Regions from separate parts of the Homo sapiens genome. Here region 1 is linked to region 2. Evidence: chromatin loops called from intact Hi-C (ENCODE). Cell type or tissue: HCT116. All regions are shown on one strand. Links, peaks and the distances in the headings refer to the core of each region. The heading gives the core; the rest is flanking DNA.

Region 1 (11,454 bases), core at 1,337-9,336, 94 kb after region 2:
AAAGTATAGCACACCTTTACATAGGAATATTATGCAGCAATGAAAATTGGGCTTGCAAATTGGATTTATTAACACAGAAAATGCTTATAATCTAATGCTAAAACAGAAACAGGAATATAAAGCACTTGTATTTCAATCCCAATTTTGTAACTATAGAAAATGCTAAAACATATAACCTGTTACTATGTAATTGGTTTTGAAATATAATTTTGCATTTTTTCACTTGCTAGCTGCTATAAGCAACTGGTTTATCAACATATTAACAGTAATTATCAATCAGGGTATCAGGGCAATTCTAATTTTCTACTCCTTTTTTAAAAGTATTTCAAGCATTCTACAATGATTGTTTCTATAATATCTATAATCAGTAAAACAAAAGCACAGTTTTGAATAATGATAATGTGTGCCTCTCAGGACTGTTGTAACAACCAACAAGATCACGCACATGAAGGAGCCCTGTAAAGAGTAAACCCCTATAAGTACATGAGGATCCATTTCTTCCTGAAACTCTGCATCTCTCTTTACTAAAGCATCTCAAAGTAAGGGGAGTAATTCATCCCGAGGCCCTGGTACCCTGGAAAGGTCTCTGACAGGCAATTGGTGACTTCCTTGCAGGGTAACATCACAGCGATCTCCCAAGGATGCCTCTTAGGTCTCTGCCTCATCCTTCCTGTTTCTTCAGCCCTGCTGTCCTGTCCTGGTCAGGCACTGATCACTTCCCGCCTGAATGACCATATCAGCTTTATTCCTGGTCTTTCTGTCTCCTGGATCCCAGTCTCTTTCACCCATCATGCTGCAGCCAAGGACACTGTTCTGCTGTGTACCTCTGACTATATCACTCCAATGTGGTTGCCACAGGCGACAGTTTGAGCTTGGTGTAGAGTACAAAGCCATGCATCATCTAAACTCCATCTAATTCTCCGAGGACATCTCCTGCTTCTCCTTCACATCTGGAAATACAACCTTGGCCCCAGCCAAATTATGTCACGTTAATTCCCTAAACACTCCATTCTTTTTTTTAGGCCTCCATCTTCCTGTGTTCACCCAGCAAACTCTTCGTCAGCCTTTCTAGGCATTCTCTATGGAGCTGACTTCTCTCCACCTCCCATCTCATACCCAGTGATGTATTATTTTGTGACACAGACAATATTTCTAATGCAAGATCATTATTTTAAAAAATTAATTAAGTTCTATGTTTTATTTGGAATTTATGAGTTTTTCATCAATGTTCTCTTTTGGTTCCAAGATCCAATCTAGGTTCCACATAGCATTTAGGAGCACTTTACTTTTATTAACTTATTTCCTCCTCACAGTAACCTATGAGGCAGACACCATCATTTTCTCCTTTTCACAGATGAGGAGACTGAGACACAGAGAAGCTAAGCAATTGGTTAAAGTCACACAGTAAGTGGGAAAACTAGAATCTGAACCCAGTAGCCTGGCTCCAGAGCCTTTGTTCTTAATCCTTAGGCTGTTTCACACACACAAAAGTACCTGACTTTCTAATACACCACTCTAATTTTAACTTTTATTTTTCTTTTCCTTTATCTTATTCCAATAAAAATTCAATGACATTTCTACAAGGACTTCTCCCCAAACCTTAAGGAGTGCATAGTACATACAAGTGTTAAAATGAGAAGTTGGACCAATTGCCTGAGAACAGTTTGAAAACATATCACATCTTATGTTATTATTGTATTTGGTTTTTACTAAATTGAGTTCATTATTTGTCTTTACTCTCTTATTACAATATCTAAGAATTACAATTATGGGGCTTTAAAAAATTAATACATCATAGGTATACATATTTTGGGGATACATGTGATATATCAATACATGTATCCAATGTTTAACAGTCAAATCAAGGTAACTGGGATATCCGTCACCTTAAACATCTATCTTTTCTTCGTGTTGGGACCATTACAATTCTTCTCTCTTAGTTATTTTGAAATATATAATAAATTATTGTTAACTTTAATTTTCCTATTGTAGTATCAAATACTAGAACTTATTCCTTCTAACTAATGTATTTTGTACCCTTAACCAACTTTAAGTACGGTCTTCACACCTCTGTATTCTCCATCGAACAAGCTCCTTGAGAAGATGTCTTACTCACCTTTGAAACCTTGCCACTTCTTATGTGCCCAACAGTCCAGGGATTTCTTAACATTTTCTTCAATGAATTGTGCCAGAATTCCCCCCCATGGCATATAGCAAATCATACCTACATTTGCTCTGGCTGCTGTATAATGTTGACTTCACAAAGTCCCCAAGCATCCAAGCAATCTCTCACAGTTGTCATCTGGAGGACCAGGGAGCTTTTGGGGGAAAAGCAGAGCCCCTCAATTACCAATTCTGACAACTTTCATTTGAGCCTGGGGCTCCCTATGCAAACAGACAGTCAGCATGTGATCGGAGAAGAAATAAAAGTATGTTTCTATTAAAACCATGTTCCTTAAGTTGTCACTCTGAATTTATATTCCTCTGGCCCTTGCCAAGTTGGCTCTAGGCTCCACTCTGTCCTGAAATTAGAGCATTCTTCTCATAGTCCCCGGGAGATGCCTACAATGCTTGAAGATTGAAAACAGAACCTGAAACGTGGATTTGGGAATTTGTGGAGTCCAAAGAATCACTGATCTATATAACCTGCCCCAGATAACCAAGCTTCCCTTTCCACCTCTGATTAGAGCTTCGTTAGAATGGAAAAGTTCGCTGCTTAAATGATAGTCCCACTACGCAAGAGGATAGGTAGAAAATCTACCCACTGCCTATCCTGTGGGGAATCAGACAGCTTGGGGTAAAACAAAGTGCTACCCACAGCCAGTGGGTTTGGTCTTTGGGCAGAACCAACTACAGGGTACGTGTGCATTTACATGTTGAATTTAGTAAAAATGAGCAATTATTGGGCACCTACTATTTGCAAGCCCTCTTGATGGGTCTGGTGAAGGATGAAGGGTTGAGCAAGAAGGTCATTGCCTTTAAACAGCTCATTTCTATTGGAGAAAAAGGATTTGGATCTAAATGGCCCTGCCTGATAGTAGAATGGGATAAGTATTTGGAGCCTTAGAAAGTGCTATGTGTGTGTCTATGGACAGTGTGGGGTGGTAGGAGGAGCACAGGTTTGGCAGCTAAACAGATTCAGGTTCAAATGCAAGTTTAGCCAGTTACCTTAGACGACGTACTGCACGTTTTAGAGCCTCAGTTTCCTCAAATGTGGGAAAGGGGTTCCAACAGCCCACTTCACATAGGAGTTAGATGGAGATGAGATGAGATCCAGCGTGTGTGCTCCTGGCCTGCAGTAGCTCTAGCTCCTCTCCCTTTCGCTGTCGATCAGCTGACACCCAATGACATCGCCAATAACCCTGGGCAAACACTCACAGAGCCCAAGAGGAAGTGTCAAGAAGGGAGGCCAGAGTCTGCCGAGGGGAAAGCCTTTGCCTCATTCTTTCAGCTTTTAGAGGCTTCTGTTCCTGTCCAGTCACCTCGAGACTGTGTGTTCTTGGACTTAGCAAATTCTCTGTCAGTTCATTTCGATTAAAATCTCTGTTAGCCCGAGAAGTTGAACCGGGTTCACTCAGAGTGGGAACTGAGAAGGATTGCTGTTGTGAGGGCTTTGCTATTGAGGCCCCCCTGCTCCTTGCCAGACCACAGAGTGTGCAAGAAGAAGAAAACGAACAAGCCGGTTAAAAGGTGGCTTTTTTCGCAGAAGGGCTGCTGCCCTGGCCTGTGGTCTTAAGCGATGCAGTCAAGCTTAGGGAATCTCGGCTCAGACTTCAGAGAGAAGCACACGCAGCAGCTGGTCCATGTCTCTGCGTCTTCTTTCATTTCATATGTAAAGGAAAGCAAATTTCCAAATCTCTCTGTAAAGAGGGAAAATGGGCCTCTTTTCCTTTTACGGCACTTCTTACCCCAGATTTGACTAAGCATAAATAGTGTACTATTATCTTCTTACAGTCAGGCATGAGGAGTTTAAACAGCATAACAGACTGACTCTCAGAAGACTAGAAAGTCAATGTTGGCTTAATATCTAAGGGCTGGGAGGCTTTGAAATAGCTCTTTAAATGTCTCATGACTCAGTGTCTTCATCTTTCAACTGGGCACAATAATATCTACCCCCCACCCAGGGTTAGTTGTAGACTATATAAGTTAGGGTTTACAAGGAAACTGTCACATAGCAGACCCTCAATAAATGTTAGCTCCTCTCACAACTCGTACCCCATGAGACATTGAGCAAATCATTTAATGAGTGTTAGAATTTCTCTGTTGCAAAATTAAGCCCATTTGCCTTGCTCTTTCTACCTCTCAAGGCTGATTTGAGAGGTTAAATTGATAGTGGAATGAATGTACTTTGTAAATGGAAAGCACTAAGGCAAAATCAAATTTATTGGGAGAGCTCTTTTAACCATGTGGGAATGACTCAGGAGAGGAGAGGAGAGAGTGCGTCCTTATTAAAGACTCACCCCTTCAATCACCCCTTAGATCTGAGGCACTTTAGAAAGTCCCACCTTTGCTTGGACTTCTAGACTAATCAATTATTATCAAAGAGCTGGAGAAAAGGTTCAGTTGCTGTTGAAGTCAAAACCATGTTCGCTACAGGGCCAGTCTCCAACCCTTTAAATGCCATAAAGCCTCAAAGAAATAAAAACTGGCAAAGCCTGACGCCAGCTACATGATTAACTGGACAAAGCCTATGCACTCTAAGCCATGAGATCAAAGAGAATATTCTTTCCAACACATAAACCCTCTTAGAGAACTGGAACATGATTCATCCTAACAAGCCACTTAGGGGTCAGGTAAGCAGACCATCCCCTGCCTGAGGAAGTCCTGGACAGGAAAGTGATGGAGTCACACTTAAGGACCTTCATATTCAGAGGCAAGATGTTCATGACCTGAGACGAGAGTCCAAACAGCTAACTTCCTGAGAAAATCCTCCATGTATTTACAAAGTCGTGAGATCCTTGAGGGTAAGGGTGCCTCTGACTCAGCGGACATCCCAGTTTCTAGTTCAAAGCCTCACATTGACTGGGTCCTTAGGAACCTAGTTTTTTATGCTTGTGTCACAAAAGTCTTCACTATGAACTCATAGCTTAGCCCTAACTCACCTACCGAGGCTCCTCTTCCCCTTTATCTTTCTTATGGAAGAAAAACGAATGTAGACAGATGTGCTTGCAAGCCACCTCCTGAAATAATCAAAGAGGCTCAAAGCCATTGGAATAGGAAGATGACTAGGATACGCGTCATCATTATTTCTCTCTTATTAATACGGAGGTGTTATGAATCAAATGTTTGTGTTCTCTCAAAATTCATTTGTGGAAGCTCTAATCCCCAGTTGATGGTATTTGGAGACACAGCCTTTGAAGGTGATTAGGATGAGACGAGGTCATGACGGTGGGGTCCTGGTCCAATGGAATTAAAGCTCTTTTAATAAGAGACACCAGAGAGTTTCCTCACTCTCTCCCAGGTGTAAGCGCCAAGGAAAGGCTATGTGAGCACACAGGGAGCAGGTGGCTGTCTGCAAGCCAGGAGAGCCCTCACCCAGAAACCAATAATGTTGACACCTTGATGGACTTTCAAGCTCCAGAACTGTGAGAAAATAAATTTTGACAGCATTTTTTACAGCAGCCCAAACTGACTAAGACAGGAGGTAAAGAGAATTCTTCCCTAGCATTTGACACCAACCTCTTCCTAGTTGTTCGAGCCAGAAACCTAGGAGTCATCTTCGATTCCTCTGAAGTCTTCTGTCTTCCTCACCTAAGCAATTGCAATGTCTTTAAAAAAATCTCTCTCCAACCTGATTTACTCTGTGTCCGGACTTCTCCAGATCCTCGCCATCCCCAGAACATTTGCACTAGATCAGAAGAGTTTCAAAAGTTCCCATCTCTGAGCTGTGTGGAGTACTTAGCACACATAACTGATGCAGACATGTGGAAAGGAAGAAGGAAATAATGAATACATTAATTCCTATCTTGTGCCAGGACTGCATGAGGTGTATAATCTCAATGAGTGTTGTAAATCTTCTCTGCTTGTTTCAGGTAAGGAGATGGAGATGCAGAGAAGGAAAATGACTTGCCTAGGATTGCATGCTGGTAAGAGGAGGAACTTATCGGAAGATCTGGGTGTTGGTTGCAAATTCCATACTTGCTGCATTACAATGTGCACAGTAATGACCATCTTGGGGCCGGGCCCAGGACAATAGCATGTAGTTGGTGCTCAACAAAGAGTTATTATAGGAAGGACTCAAAACACCACCTGCTGACCAGGCACAGTGGCTCACCTGTAATTCAGATACTTTGGGAGGCTGAGGTGGGAGGATTACTTGAGCTCAGATGTTCAATACCAGCCTGGGCAATGTAGTGAGACCTCATCTCTACTAAAAATCAAAACAATTAGCTGGGTGTGGTGGTGGGCAGCACCTTCGATCTACTGAAGCTGCAGTAAGCTTGCTCATACCACTACATTCCAGCCTGAGTGAGACAGCAAGACCCTGTCAAAAAAAAAAAAAAAACAAAAAAACAACAAAACAAAACAAAAAAAAACACACACAGAGAGAGAGAGAGAAAAGAAAAAAAGCCAAACAAACACTTACTGTGCCCCGCCATGTGCTGGGTAATGCACCATGCCTCTCACCTCAACTGAGTACAATAGTATTACCTGATTGTACAGAGAGTTGGAGGTTAAATTACTCTTCTTTTTGAAGACGTTTCATCATCTGGAAAAAAAGAAAATGAAAAACCTAATTTTTCCTAAGGATTAGTAGAAGGTCAGACAGCTAGTACAGCTCAACTCCAAGGCTGATGCTTTGGACTTGGGACTTTGTCAAGCATCCATCCTCCTGGAGGGCACTGTACCCAAGCTAACTAAACATTTCTCTTTTTCCGTGTGGCTGCATCTCTGCTGGAACTGAGATTGGTAGTTAAGGAGGGGACTTAAAGAGTATCAGTTTGAAACTGCTTATCTTCTGGCTGCTGCTGAGCTTCATGTGCTGCATTCCCCCTCAGCTACCTGGAATCCTGGAATTCCGTGTCCCGAGGGCACTTAGGAGAGAAGAGGTGCATGGTTGGATGTAATGCGACACCGTGGGCAGGCTGCTCTTCCAATTATCATGTAGCTCCAGATTAGGAGTTCAACAAGCCACCCTTGGCTCAATGCAATTTCCAAAGCCAGGCAAGACCCAGAGGGAGAAATTCTCTCTAGACAGCAACTGAACTGAGTACATTTGGAAGCAGTGGGTGAGATGGTTGCTATTGAGCTCAGACCATAGAATTTTAGGGATCAGGAACTTGCCTTTAGGGTAGTCAGCTAAGAGGAGCAGTATCCTCGGTATTTACCTTCTGACTGCTGGTGTTCACAATGACAGCCAGGGCTCCAGTGAGGCTGCAAGCACCAGAGGGATTTTCCCTAGGAAGCTAGAATAACCAAGGCTTGCAAACTTAAAACTAAAATAGCTCAGATGTGGAAGGTACAACTCAACCCGTTAAGTGAATGAATGATTCATAGCATGGAGGTGGGGTTGGCTCTGCCCTTTCATTTTCAACTATCTGCAAGTCCCTAAGGATACCTCTTTTCTGAATTAAAATCAGGAGAAAAATATCTAAATTATCTTATTCTCAGTTGTCCCGTAGTGCTTTTTCCAACCCTCACCAAAAGACAGACATCTTTTTATAAATGGCGACTGCCTTTGCTAACAGAAGGTGCTGCTTTCATTTCTAATAATGGCACTCGTGTTCACTGGGAAACAAGAATGTATTGAACATAGCACCAACTTTGGAATTACATGGTCTGAATTAAATTCCGTCTCCGTGCACCATGCTGTGCAATATTGGGCAAGTTCCTTTATCTCCCCAAGTCTCAGGTTCTTCACTGTAGAATGGAGACAATAACAACAGAAGCTAAAATGTATTGAGCACTTCGATGTTGCAAATCACTTTGAACATGGGAGGGGAGGTCTAGCCATGCAGCCTCACTACCAAACTATTCACCAGGCAGTAACAATGTGTCATAACAGATAGTTCTCAATGGCTTACATGGCATTTTTATAATAGAGACTTCCTTTGATTTTTTTCAATTGTTCAATGAGATAGACCCAGTAGGGCTGATGAAACCCATTTTGTAATGAAGAAATGATGCTTAGAGAGATTAAGTGGCTTTTCTGAGGTAATCTAACTTGCAAATGAAGGAGATGGATTTGAACACAGGTCATAACCACAATGCTATGTGCTATGCATGTGCTTTATAAGTTTCTCATTTACTATTTAGAGTAGCAGTTCTCAACCAGGGGCAATTTTGCCTCCCAGGAAACATTTAGCAACGTGTCTAAAAACAGTTTAAATTCTCACAACTGGGGGATGCAGGACTACTGCTTCTAGTGTGTGGAGGCTGAGATGCCATATGTTCTACAATGCACAGGTCAGTCCCTGTGCAGCAAGGAATTATCTGTCCCCAAATGTCAATGGTGCCAAAGTTGAAATACTATGATACAGAGTAAAGGACAAACGCGAGTTGTTTCCATTTTATAGATGATAAGACTGAGACCCAGAGATTAAGTTACTTTCCCAGGGTCATTTAAGATATGGTGAAGCGGGGATTTAAAGCCAGACTATTTGAACCTACATTCCACTTCCTAACTACTAAGCTATATTCTCTCTCCAAGGAAATCTATATTGAATCCATTCAAGAGTCTTGGACGGTAACAAAAAAATACATCCTTCAAGTGAAGAAAGTATATGAGGGGGCTTTGCCCACTCCTCCAGAGAAAATATAACCTTAATCTAAACCTGAGACTTCAGAGTAGGGCCTGTCTCCCCCCAAATAGCTCAGCCCTTGATTTTTGTTTTACCAAATAGTATACTTGTTTTACTCCAAAGGAAAGTCTAGTTCCTTCTCTAAAATGCCAACATTGTTAGTCCTAAATTCTAAAGAATTTAAATTGGAGAATTCATTCTAAATTCTAAAGAAATAGAAATGAAGGACCAAAAATGATGATTGATGAGAACATGACACAGGACAAAAGGGCGAGGAGCCTGGGTCCCCAGAAGAATGTGCTGTCAGGCTGCACTGGTTCTCGCGGCGGGGGGCGGGGGGGTGGGGGGGCTCCAACTACCATTGGAGGTCATGGGATCTGACTTATTCGCATTGGAAGAAGGTGGGGGTTTACATAGATACACCTAAATTCTCTATTTGACCAGAAGTAAGCCCCCCCTTTTGACTCTGGATCACATCCCAAATGAGAGATCATTTGTAGAATAAGCAGTTTCAAATTGATACTCTTAAGTCACCTCCCTCACCACCAATCTTCAAGTTCTGGCCTCCATATCAATAGTTTGAAAACATATCTCCTACTACTTCACGTATATAAACGGCAGGTACGCTTATGTATGGCACACTTATTTAGGTATGTCCCAACTTCATGAAATTGTAATCCATTGTGCAGGTAAAGACATACATAATCAAAGGCACTACAACAATCCTTACCACCGTAACTTGTAATGACCCATCTGCCATGTGCAAACACATGGGGCTGTGGGTTATGTTCATTCCCCAGCCTTGGATGTGTGAGATGACTGTCCCATGGGTAAGGATACATGGAGCTAGCTGCTGGAGGAGTTGCCTTTCTAGATGCTCAAGGAGCTGGGGAATAGCCTCAGGTGTGGTCGATCAGGCAGAGAAGAACTGAGGAGGCCCAACTGTGGATCGTGTTGGATGGAGCTCCAAGTAGCAGCCCCAAGTTCTCCTTTCACATATACTGGATATCTCTCTTCACTTGTGGCTGATGAGATTTTTAGTGGTTTACTAGCTGGCTAAACAGTGTCTTCTCTAAGAATGTATATCATACAAATTAGAGCATCATCATTATTCTGAAACCTTTACCTTAAAAAGTTCAGTTGGATTTGAAATCCATTCTTATTTTTACAAACAATCCAATATTTACTGATAAAAAGGAAGTGCTCTCAGATTTTTAAAATATAATTTCAACTGTAGAAAATTTTGAATTTTTATAAAAATGTTTAAAAATTGTAATCATCTGCGTGTGAAAGGTTTCTGGAATAGGATTAAGAATTTGAAGATACCATCATTAAAATATCATGGTCAGAGATTGTTTGCAGTCATTTCAAGCAGAAAGAATAATATTTTAAAAATTTATATTAATAAAAGCAAGCTTAATTTGTCATGGAAAAATTTAAAACCATTTATTTGGAAGTTTTATATAAAGTTAACATTTAATAAAAATTTTAAGACACTCTGTTTTGTTGTAATTACATAAGATAAAAAAATCGTGATTAAAAAAAATCAAGCCCATATAGACAGACACCTCCCAGGTCCCCTCCCACCTGCTCTATTATACTGGACAAATGCTCTTATTTTCTTCGTGTACTATGGCATAAGGGTTTTGGAAGCAATAGTCTAGGATACAGACTGGAGATGCCTTGGTTTGCTAGCTGTGTTTCTGTGCTGCCACAGCTAAACTCTAAGCTCACTGGGCTGGGAAGTTGCTATTTATGCATCTTTGGGTATCCTATGATGTAATGTAAATGAACGGAGTCCTTTAAATGCTTGTTTCAGACATTTCTTCTCATACATAGGCTCATGATTCAAACTTGTAATAACCACAATAGTAGCTATCACTTACAGAATACCTACTATATTCAGACCACAGCAAGTACCGCATAAACATTATTCTCTTCTTTTAAAGAAAATATTTGATATTCACTAAAGCATATATGTTACGTATCTGCCAGTTTCAAAGCTAATAATGTAATGAACCATTAAAAAATTACTTAAAATTCTCACCACAACCCCATCAAAACATGCATATTCATTGCCCCTTGTTTACAATGATAAAAGTCAAGTATGGAGAGGATAAGTCACCACCCAAAGGCACACCACAAATGATGCCAATCATGCCATTAATACTTGACCAAATGGCTTAGATCAGCGTGTCTCTGAAATCTGTAAATATCAGGCCAATGTAGGAATCAAAGACCTGAGAACTCCCTCCAGTTACCAAGAAGAGAGAGAGAGAGAAAGAGAGAAAAGAAAAAAAAGGAAAATGTTTGTATAGATTTGATAGATGTCAGGAAATACTACATTTAAAGTCTGTGAAATGGTCCCTGATCCCACCATAGCTGCTTCAAAAGCAGAAAAGCATGAGGAGGGAGGAAAAGGAGAAAGAAGAAGTGAGATTATAGCAGCCTGAGATGAACTCAATAATATAAACTGGAATTCTGATCATATTCTCAAGCCATGATTTAACAAAATGAAATGAAAATAATAAAGCAATAGCAAAGAAATCCAATCACATGGGAATTTTAAAAATCCTTACTTAATTATGTGTCAGTGAAGCTATCCAAGAACATCTACAAGATTTTCTATGACCAAAAACACAGACCACAATGGCCTCACTTCCTTTTGTTTGACAGCACTCTGACCTACTTTGTGGTCATTACAGACACACAA
Region 2 (11,454 bases), core at 1,625-9,624:
TGGGAGTGGACACATTCAAGTATCAGCATTGAGATTATGATTTCAAAGGGCCTGTTGCACTCTGACCTACGAGGAAGTGAACAATGAGAGCTGACTGGGGCAGAAGATTATCCCATTGAATAGTTTTTTTTTTTTTTTACGGAATCTTGCTCTGTCACCCAGGCTGGAGTGCAGTGGTGTGATCTTGGCTCACTGCAAGCTCCACCTCCTGGGTTCATGTCATTCTCCTGCCTCAGCCTCCCGAGTAGCTGGTACTACAGGTGCCTGCCACAATACCTGGCTAATGTTTTGTATTTTTAGCAGAGACGGGGTTTCACCATGTTAGCCAGGATGGTCTCGATCTCCTGACCTCGTGATCTGGCCACCTTGGCCTCCCGAAGTGCTGAGACTACAGGCATGAGCCACCGCACCCGGCCCCATTGAATGGTTTTTCAAGGTAGAGTAGGAATCACAAATAAAAGTGCATCCCTATGAAGCAAACTTAGAAGTTTTACTACCCAAAACTCCACTTTGAAAACACTCCTGGTAGAAATGAAATGAGCAGATAAAAACAAAAATAAATACAGGAGGGAACTTGAAGAGGTATAGAAAGGAGTGATCAGGTTACTTAATAAAGTTGTTGTCTTTTTTTTTTTTTTAAAGACAAGCACTAAAGAAAACATAAGAAAAACAGAATTATAATTTTAGACAAGTCACAGCAGAGGTGGGGCTGAGGGTAGGATTAAAGATAAAAGTAACATGAGAACATGCTGCACAACCTGTATTTTTATGAAAGACATAAATAGTAATACATTTAAAATACTATTAGCATATTTAAACATTGATATTAACAACGTAAACTGGAAAAGGGAAAGAGAAAAAAGAAACAACAGATGTTTTGCATTGAATAAATCAAACTTTGTATTTAAGAGTTTAATTGTATTTTATTGTCAAAAGCTTTCATAATAGAAAGCACACAAGAATGTAATATTACGGTAATTAAAATAGATGTAAATGGTTAAGCTCACCAATTAAAAGACAGAGTCTCCATTGAGATTTTTAAAAACACAAATTGTGTGGTCGACAGACACACAAATCAAAAGGATGCAAGAAAATTTCAAAATCTAAGGATGAGAAAAGAAATATCATGCCAATATGAAGCAAGTGAAATCTGGAATAACAGTCTTGAAAACTGTAGGGAAACAATATCTTAAAGAAAAATATTCTAAACCAACAGAGCAAGATGAAAGACCCATCATGAGCACATAGGCCTCTAAAATGTAGCCTCCAAATACATATATATAATTTATAAAACTGTGAGAAGCAACACATATAGCAGCAATTATAATTAGAGATTTTTAAACACCTCTCTTTAAAAAACACAACAGATGAAATATCCAAAAATCAATAGGTGATTACCTGATCTGAATAATACAAGTTCACTAGCCAATTAAGAATATATCTTATACTTAAGTAAGGTTTTTGGGGGGAATGAATGTATGTTTTAACATCAGATAATCTATAAAAATAATTTATCTGTATCAATATATAAAAGAAAACTGCATATGATTACCTGATACGTGAAGAAAATCATGTGATATGTTCAGTGTCTACTTCTGATCACAAGAGAAAACAAAAACAAACATGAATTTCAGCAACCAAGGATAAAGGTTTCATATCAAAAATCTATTGCAAACATCATACTCATTGGAGAAACTTTAGATACATTCTCTTGAAGATCACATAGAGATGAAGGATGTCTCCCATCACTGCTACTTTTAAGACAGAGTAGAGTTTCAGAATTGAGGCAGGGCCTTTCAGAAGATGATCAGCTGATGTTCAAGAGGGAAAAGGTTCATTTGTGGAAGAGTCAATGAGATGCAAGAAAGGGATCCTTGAGCATCAGTTTACTGATGGTCAAGAGTCCTCATGTCCTTTATTGGTTCTGCATTAACTGATAACAGAAAGTGCCTCATGAAGGAGCCAAGTCAAAAGGGAATGAGGGTGAAGGTGTGTGGACACTCACTCTTGGCCGGGGGCTTCACCTTCATTACCTCATGCAGTCCTCTCAATAACTCTGCCAGGGAATGGCTATGATTTAATCCATTCCACAGACAAAAAAAATTGAGATCCAGGAAGATTAAGTAATTTATCTCCGGTCTGCACAGGCCTCAGAGGCACCTGCCCTGCCTGAGGAGAGGGAGGTCATCGCGTGAAGCTGCAACAGCCACTGTTCCTTCTATGAGGTCTAAGGGCTGGGCTGCAGCCATGTCCTACTGCTGACAGGAACAGAAGGATCACATCATATTTGTGACCAAAGAAGACTACAAAACTCCAAGCATTGCAGAGCTGGTGGCTGATGACCCCAACGATCCCTCCCTAGGAGAAGCATGGATTGATGCTGCCAAATGGGAGACTTTGGCACTGCCTCTTCCTTGGGGGAATGGCCAATGGCTCCTACAGGGAACAGTTCAAGGCAGCCTTTTCCTGCTTCCACCATAACATGAGCAGGTCAAGGGGTCAGACTGTGTAGACCAGTTCCGAGCCATGCAGGAAGGCAGGCAGGAATATCCAGATCTCTATCCCCAAGAAGGGGAGGAAGAGGTAGAGGAGAAGCCAGCAGAACATGTAGAAGAAACAGCTCCCAATGAGGCTACTGCAACCAAAGAAAAGGAAGGGTCAAGTTAATGAAGGCCACATGGCCCTGGGCTCCAGTCCTTCCACTTCAAAGTAATACAAATCTTTTGCAAAAGACCTTTTAGTCACTCTCCAAGAGAGCCTCTTTCCCTCTGTTGTCCTGTGCACTGTAATATACAAAATTGCTTATTTTGATGATCAGAGGTTTTGGCCTCTTGACATATACACTAAAAAAAAAAAAAAAAAAAAAAAAATGGGAGTTTTAAGTGTGCATGTCCTACCTAAACCTGCCAGCAAATGTAGCCACCACTTTTGAATTCTTCCTCAGATTGCCTTGAATTTTTGCCACTTTTAAATAATGCGCTGATTTTCAGCAACTAAAAATCATTATCCAGCAATGTTTCTTGTGTGTGAGAAGATTTATTCTCCTTCATTATATCCCATTTAGTAGATTGTATACCCCTTTGAGAAGTAATGCAAGTAACAGAAACAAAAATATCTTCCTTTAAAAATGCTAGGCTGGGGCCCTATCTACTAGAAGAGGCCAGATGGTCAAATATATCTTTCTCCAAACCCATCTTGACCTTGTGTATATGAGGGGGTACTGTACTTCATTCCTGATACATTCTGGTTTCCATGTTGGCATTGAGTTTCTGGTTTTCTGTGTTTGGATGGTGAAAATTTGGACCCTCCCAATCATAGCCCCTTTCTAAGTGAGGGGAGAGGCTGGTTTTTGCTGTTCCTTATTATTCTGAAAGCCTTGGTTTGGGGCCCATGTTCACACTGGCTCTCAGTCTGGTCAGATGCAGTGTTCTTGATAGGTGGGGGCATAATTATTACCAGAGTAGCAACCAAGAGGAAAAAAAGTTGTGAATTAAGTATTCAGTTAAAAGGAAACATGATTTCTACCTGGAAAAAAAAAAAGTAATTTATCTAAGATCAAGGGACAAGACTAGTGAGGGTTTGAGATTAGGACTCAAATTGGCCTGACCCTTGCTTGGTCCATAACAATAAACTGCCCTGTGGAAATAAAGCATTGTCACAGTGAGAAAGGCAATGAGGAATGGAAAATGGTTAAGTAGAAACAAAAGGAGAAAAAAGACAAATACAGATGGTGGGCTACCTCCCTGCTCCCCTAACATACCCGACAGAAATCAAAGGTTTCAACCACTGGAGCACACATTCAGGGTCACTATCTTTTCATTATTACTATTATTATTATTTCAGGATCCCTTTTGTGAAGGAAGTCTGCTCCACAGCAGATAAGCTATTACACAGTTATAGGTATGTTCCTTACAAATCTAGGAACCCACAAAGTCCAATCCCAGATCAATTTCACTTCCAAGGAAATACTTCTCCAACAATTCAAAGCAACTGTGGCCAGGGGCCATAATCCCAGGCTCACACCCATAATCCCAGAACTTTGGGAGGCTGAGGTGGCACATCACTTGAGATCTGGAGTTCGAGACCAACCTGCTCAATATGATGAAACCCCATCTCTACTAAAAATAAAAAATTAGCAGTGTGTGTTGGTCTTCACCTGTAGTCTCAGCTACTTGGGAGGCTGAGGCAGGAGAATCACTTGAACCTGGGAGGGGGAGGTTGCAGTGAGCTGAGACTGAGCACTGCACTCCAGCCCGGGTGATAGAATGAGGCTCTATCTCAGAAAAAAAAAAAAAAAAAAAAGAAAAGAATAAAAGAAAAGCAACTACAATGTTACTCAAAACCTCTATTTGCATTTCTTAGAGAACATCAGTGGGACACCATTCCTGATCTTCTATAGCTCTGAATGACTTTCCCTTATTCCTCACAGATTCCTTATATCCCAGAGCAGCTTCCCATCCTGGTTTTTTTTCTGACATTTTCCCACACAACTCAGCCTGTGTGTTTCTTTCTCTTTGTCCCCAGGGAATGTTTTCTCATTCCTTGATTATATAGATTGTATAGATTGACTTTGTCTCTCTGGTAGAAAAACAGGAGTCCTGAGAAGATGGACGTGGGGAAGCAGGGGGCAGTTCTAGAATTCCCTTGAGTGGCAAGGGCAGGTAGGAAAGCTGTGAGAGCAGTTATATGACCTTCCTTTCTGCTTCATCAAGGAGACAACATCCTAGAGTAAAAGGAGATTTGCACAGTTCTGACCTGGCTGTGAGTCCCAAGTGTGTGACCATGGATAGGTGATTCCACCATTTTAATCTTGCCTTTAAGGACAGTATTAACCACCATCACATCACAGACCTGTGAGGATCAAATGAAGCACGGAGGGTTTTCAAAGTGAAGTTTTGTGTGGTAAAACTACTGAGGTTTTGAATGCCTGAAAATATCTTTACTGTCCCATCACATTTAAGTGAAAATTTTGGAGGTTATAAAATTCTAGCATTAAAGTTATAGTCATTTAATACTTTAAAAATATTGTTCCATCATCTTCTTATACCAGTGGTTAATCTCTGAGTCTTGTCCTTTTGCAAAGTGATAAGTTCTTTTCCTCTGGAAGCTCATAGAATTTTCTCTATGATGTTTTCAAATTCCATTAAATCACATTTATTTGGGGTTTGAAATCCTATTTGACACTTTGATTCCAAAGTCTCTCTTCCGTATTTCCTTTGTTTCTTCTTTTAGAAAATCTATCTTTAATATTTTTTCCAAGTATTTTCCTCCCTTTGTTGCTGCCTCTACTTCTCTATTTCTTGAACTTCTGTTATTCAAATATTGGCAGTTCCATTTCTATCTTCCATATTCCTTAATGTTTCTCCACTCTCCTTCATGATGACTTTTAGAAGGAATCTGATCCCCACGCCCAATGAGTCAGTCTTCTGATGTGTTTATTCTGATGTTTTTCTTTAATAGACGTGTCCAGTATCTTATTTTCTTTATTTTAACTATTGCACTTTTAAATTCTAAAATGATTACTTGGAATATTAATCCTTGGTGTGTGGTATACAGAGACTCAGGAATGCCTTTTCAACCTACAGGCCAATTCCTTATGGGTAGATGGTTAGAAAGTTAATTAGTAGCTTAGAAATCATTACTCTGTGGTTACTGTTGTTAGACTTTGCCCAAGTCATTCACCTCTCTGAGTCACAGTCTCCTCATCTGTTGGATGGGGATAAGAAAAGCCCCTCCCATTCCACCCCAGGTGGCTCTGTGGATAAGGGCTGTGGTGAGGCTGAGTGAGAGGTAATTTGGAAAGTGACCAGAACTATGCAAATAGTACTGTCAGTAACTTGGCCCAGCCATGATCCCAGAGCTTCATGCCTTTGTTCCTTTGGTTCTTCTCTTGGCAAGTTGAATGGTGGCCCTTCCCCAGAGGCAGCATCAAAGCTGTCATGACCTGTAAATGTAGCAGGTCAAAGTCCCTGGAATAAGTGTCATACTCCATAGGTCTGTACCCTGTCCTTCTGTGCTCTTAGAGTTCCAGGAGGCCAGGAGGGTGCAGGCTGTGTCTGGATTCTTTACTGGCCAGAAGCCTACAGTGCTTACACATACAGCCCTTATTCACCACCTCCAGTCTCAGCTGGGTCTCAACAGAAAGCATTTGCTTTTATTACTGGAAATCTGCAGGCTGAAAGATCTTATCTATTCACCTTCTCCTCCCTGGGTATATGTACAAAGGATGAGGAAGCTCAGGCAAATGCACCAGCTATGGCCTGTGGGGCTATAAAAAACAAATAACCCCCTAAGGCAATATCAGCATTTCAGGGCTCTATGCACATACCTGGATGAGCTCTGAGAGATCCTGGGCCGTTTAACAATTGATAACCACAGAAAAGAGAACCCCAAGGAAACTGCTGTCAGCTTATGTAGAAATTCCTGGAAAGGGCAATATTGATGACGCTCCCTCCTCTTCTCTTTTTATTTTTTATAAAATGAGTTTGACTTAGCACTAATACAGCATGAGATAATTAAAAGAGAAGAGACTTTGGAGTCATGAGTCCTGGGGTGAATCTTCACTTCATCACTGGATAGCTGTGTGTCCTTAGACAAATCACATAACCTTCCTAAAGCTCATTGTCCTTACTTGGAAAGTGTGACCATAATAACTGATACATTTTTGAGTTGCTGAACTAAATGAAATATATGATGGCATAAAATTAAAACTAATGATCAATGTAAACAAAATATTGGAAACTATGAGAAGCTCTGTAGTTTTGGCTGTCATTAGTATTGCTGGCTAAGTCCTCAGCAGGATGTGAAATTTAATAACTAGATTTGTTTGATAGTAATTGTGCCGGGATGACTACTATACTCTAAATTTTTAAGTGTGTTCCTCAGGTTCTAAAACTCATGTATCTTCCCATGAGTCCATAAAACAGAATTTTTTTTTTTGAGAGATAGCTATGTTCTAGGCACATAAAAACCCTCATTACAACTCCATATGGGAGATGTTGTGCTTAAACTCCAAGATGGCCCCAGTGATCTCACCTACTGGTATTCACTTCCTTGTGTGGTTCCCCCTTCTACCCTGTGTTAGGATTGGTCTCTGCAACCAACAGAATATGGAAGAAGTGATGGTATGACACTTCCAAGATTAGGTTACGAAAGACCCAGTGGCTTCTGTCTTGGTGGCTACCTCTCCCTCCCTCTTAGATGGTTTTCTCTGGGGAAAGCTAGCTGCCATACTCTGAGAGGCTGTCATGGAGAGGAGCTGAGAGTCTTGCCAACAAGTATATGAGTGAGCTTGGATGTGAATCTTCAGCCCCAGTCAAGCCTTCGGATTATGACAGTCCTAGTCGACAACTTGACTGCAACCTTATGAGATACCTCGAGCTAAAACAACCCAGCTAAGCTACTCCTGGATTACTGACCCTCAGAAACTATGTGAGATAGTAAATGTTTGTTGTCTTTAACTACTAAGTTTTGAGGTAATTTGTTATGCAACAGTAAATAACTAGTATGGGAGGTACAATATTCCTCTTTTATAGATGAGAAAACTACAAATCAGAGAGGCTAAGTATTTTTTCCAAGGTCATAGAGTTGAAAATACAAGATTTGAACCAAGTCCTTCAGACTTCAAAACCAGCATGACCTTACCACTAAATATGCTGCCTTCCTGAAATGGAAATACACTATTTTCCGGAAAAGAAAAAAAATAAGAGAAAAATTCAACTTTTTGAAGATGACATGCTGTTTTTATATATAGTTTTTATAATTATTCTCAGTAATGACTCAAAGAAAAGTTATTGTGAGTAATGAATATAAACTAAATATAAAACAGATTTGAGGGGGAAGAATAGATTGTTCTCAACACAAATATTTTGCTATCTACTGAATGTCAAGGTGTGGGAATAAAACTAAATATAATAAACATGGTTCCTATTCCCATGGAGCCTGCAGTCACCTGTAGAAAATAATTGAAGGGAAGGTTACAGCTGACAAGACAGTATAGGACTTTGGAATCTGGCAGAATTTGGTTAAAATCTATCACTTAGTATCTGTGTGATCCTGGGCAAATGACCGATTGCTTACTCTGCCAAAGGCTGTGCTAAACTCTTCAAGTTTGTCTTCTCCTCCAGTCTTACCAAGTTCTCAGCACTTTTTATGCATTATTCCACTTAATCTTCACAACAATGCTTTGAGTAAGTATTATTACCATAATTTTTACGAATTAGCACTTATCTCATTGGGTTGTTAAGAGACTTAAATTATATAATGCATATAAAGAGCTTAACACAGTGTCCAGCTCATTGGTAAGTGTTGACTAGGTGGTTGTGACCCAGTGTGGTTAACTCTCAAATCGGACCCTGAGAACGGGTATGTGTACTAGTAGTTTATTTGGGAAAAGATGCAAGAAGCTGTGAGGGAGTGGAGATGGGACACAGAGGGAAAAAAGACCACTAATGAAGGATATGTTTATGGACAGGTAACTCCTCTGGGTAACTGGGGCTTAATCCCATTGAAATTCTGAGACATATCATAGAGCATACCTCAGAAGGGGCCCACTAAAATGAAGAAGATGGGCTATTTATTCACCAACTCTTAACCCTCATTGATTGAGGTTAACTTTGCAGTGCTTCTAGCCTGCCCTAAGTGTGAGTCAAGCATGCTCTGTGATCAAAGAGCATCTTTGAGGGCAGGTGCAGAGGCTCTTGAGTAGGGGAAATGTCTTCAGATGACACAGGGGTAGTCCCAGAGAGCATGTTATGAGTAGTTATTAATATTACTGTTACTGTAATATCATAGGGATGGATAATATTGTGACAAGGATATGATATACATTGTCATGGAGCACAGAAGAGGGTCGCTTCCCAGACTTGGACAAGGAAAGTCTGGACAGGCTTCTCAGAGATGTGGGGTCAAAGGGAGAAGAATAACTGGGGGAGAAAAGAGAACAGAGGAGTGTTCTGGGCAGACAGTAGTTTGTGCAAAAAGTCTTGTCAAGGAACGAGAAAAAGGAAGGCTTATTCTAGAAAATGAAAGACATTTGAAGGCCTGAATTTTGAATTGAATGAGTCTTGAGAACTACTTTGGAAAGGTCGGCAGCAGTCAGATCAAGCAGCCCTCATAGGCCACATTGGGAAGTTTAGGATTTCTCCTAGGAGCACTGGAAAATCTTCAGAGGATTTTCAGCAGATTCGTACTTTGACATTTCACTCAGGTCCGCATAGGGAAAGTGAATTTCAGAAAAGAAAGAAATTTGAAAGCAAAGAAACCTATTAGAGAAGCGGCTGCAGTGGTTTAGTCAAGAGTTAATGTGACTGGGCAGAAATGGAGATGATGAAGACTTGCTAATGGACACTCGCATTTGACACAATTTGAGGGTCAGGAATTTAGCTTATCTGAAGTTTCTGACTTAAGGTTTCTTCTGAAGTGGTATCAGAAAGTCAATGAAAGTTGCAACTGAAGATGTGACGTGCTGGAAGATCTGCTTCTAACATGGCTCCCTCACATAGCAGTTGGCAAGAGGTCCCTGTTCGTGGCTGTGTGGGCCTCTCCACAGTGCTGCTGGATGCCCTCATGACATAGTCTCTTGCTTCCCCCATTGGGAGTGATAACAGAGGCAGAGAACAAGACAGAAGTCACTGTGTCTTTTATGCCCTGCCCTCAAAATCACACTCCATCATTTCTGAAATATCCTACTGGCTACTCAGGCCAGCCCCATCCAATGGAGGCAGAGTCTGTAAAAGGAAGTGAATACTAGAAGGCTAGGAAATGAGGGCTATCTTGAAGGCTGGCTGTGACAGTGTGACTCCAGCTCCCAATGGTTCACATGCCTCCCACATCCAAAACACATTCGCCCCTCCCCAAGGCTCCCCAAAATCTCATTCTATCCAATCAGCTTGAAGTCTGGAATCTCATCATCTAAATCAGGTTTAGGTGTCAATACATCTTCTTGGGTATACTTCTTTACGTATAGCTCCTTGAGTACAGATTCTCCCAATTTGAACTCCTGGGAATGAAAGAGACAAATTATCTGCCCCTGACACAGTGGTGGGACAGACATAGGGTAATGACTATAGACACTCAAGAAAGTTGTCACCAGAGCCATTCTGAAGTCTAGCTGGGAAAATGTTGGAATTTTCTTGATTAGTGGTCAGTCTTGCTCATAGAGCGGAATGACTGTCCATGGTTCTCAGATTTGTCCTATTGCCAACTTGCATTGGGTATGTAGCCTAAACAAATAACAAATATGTGTCACTGAGATCTTAAGCGGTGTTTGTTAGTGCAGTTCAACCCATCTTGACTAGTAGAATTATTGCAGGGGGGAAAGGCATTTAAAGGGAAGAAAGAAAAAGAGAAGTCTGTAGAGGCAGAGGAAGTGAAGTTGGATATGTGGCCGAGGAGAGAGGAGAAAACCCCACAAACTCCAGGATGAAGGAAGGGAGACTTTAAAGAAGTGGGGAGTATCACATTCTTTTGAAATGTCAAATTAAAAATGCCTTGGGAATGATTAGACTTTTAGATTTAGGAAAAAGATGGTTTGAGGAAACAATGGCAAGGAATAATTTCAGTAAAATGGAAAGACCAAAAATCAGATTACAATGAACTCAAGAGTAAGTAGGAGGTTAAGAATTAGTGGCAGAAAGTATTGGCTGTGAAGGGTGATAGCTGGGGTGAAACATGGGTATTGGGGAGTTTTGTTAAAATGGGAGGGAGTGAGCATTTTTAAGTTTATATAAAGGAACAAGGAAGCAAAAAAATAAAGAAAACAGAGGAAAGATGAAGTCCCTGAGAAAGCAACAGGGCATGCATGGGGTCTAGAGATAGACAGAAGGAGGGGCACTTCAGCCATAATAACAGGAGAGGAGGAAAGGGTGGGCATTTTCCCCAGAAGTGTCTGGTGTAGATGAGGAAGACTGAGGACAACCTGGCGTGTTCAGATTATAGCAAGAGGTTCTTCACAGATGGAGGGCTGGCCGCCCTGGAGGCCAGTGAGGGGAAGCCCATGGAGGGAGAATGAGAGAGTAGGAGAGGAAGCTAGGTAGGGAGGAGCTAACACCTGAGGTGCTAGAATGATAAGCTTAGATGTCATACATAATGCAGATTCACTTAGAAATTTCAAGCAGCATATGGGACTAACCTTGAAGACAGGATTGGTGATCGATTACACAGGAGGACAAGGGAGGAGCAGACACTAATATTTGTAGTAGCTTGGAAGGCTATGGGATGTTGACCTAACAAACAGGGACTACAAAGAGAGAATCAGGATTCGACATTTATTTTGGCAACCCTGGAATGTATTTAGAATTGCCGCAGAGCTGGGAGAACCAGGCTCCACGTCATTAATGTAAAGGAGGCCCAGCAGCTCTAGGTTACATAGTCAGGGTCTGTCAAAGCCTCCAAGGCCACACTGAACACAGAGCAAGATGCTGATGCTGAAAATGGCCTTTCACATCACCAACA

Evidence for each region. Peaks named below come from ENCODE experiments on the same cell type or tissue, not always from the same donor. Only the 100,000 strongest peaks of a DNase experiment are listed, where the experiment ranks them.
Region 1: it touches region 2 in a loop (9-fold over the local background); 2 of 110 quality-filtered maps call a loop at or near these places.

What each region holds. Positions count from the first base shown.
Region 1 is chr9:107,994,799-108,006,252 of GRCh38, reverse strand. LOC107987112 (a long non-coding RNA gene) reads right to left here and starts at 6,322. Exons shown (of 10, transcript XR_007061721.1): 1 at 5,680-6,322; 2 at 3,169-5,583; 3 at 2,229-2,318. RefSeq lists an enhancer at 4,641-5,840. In HCT116, for the core only: a CTCF peak has its summit at 6,280; DNase peaks (open chromatin) are centred at 4,112, 4,772, 6,182, 7,072 and 1 weaker place; H3K4me3 peaks cover 3,665 bases; H3K27ac peaks cover 4,863 bases.
Region 2 is chr9:108,088,645-108,100,098 of GRCh38, reverse strand. All of the region lies in intron 4 of LOC105376214 (a long non-coding RNA gene), which reads left to right. It also overlaps the pseudogene CHCHD4P2. Among named protein-coding and RNA genes, the nearest start is that of KLF4, 600 kb to the right of the region's middle. In HCT116, for the core only: no CTCF peak of the experiment used is centred there; a DNase peak (open chromatin) is centred at 5,738; H3K4me3 peaks cover 1,349 bases; H3K27ac peaks cover 2,195 bases.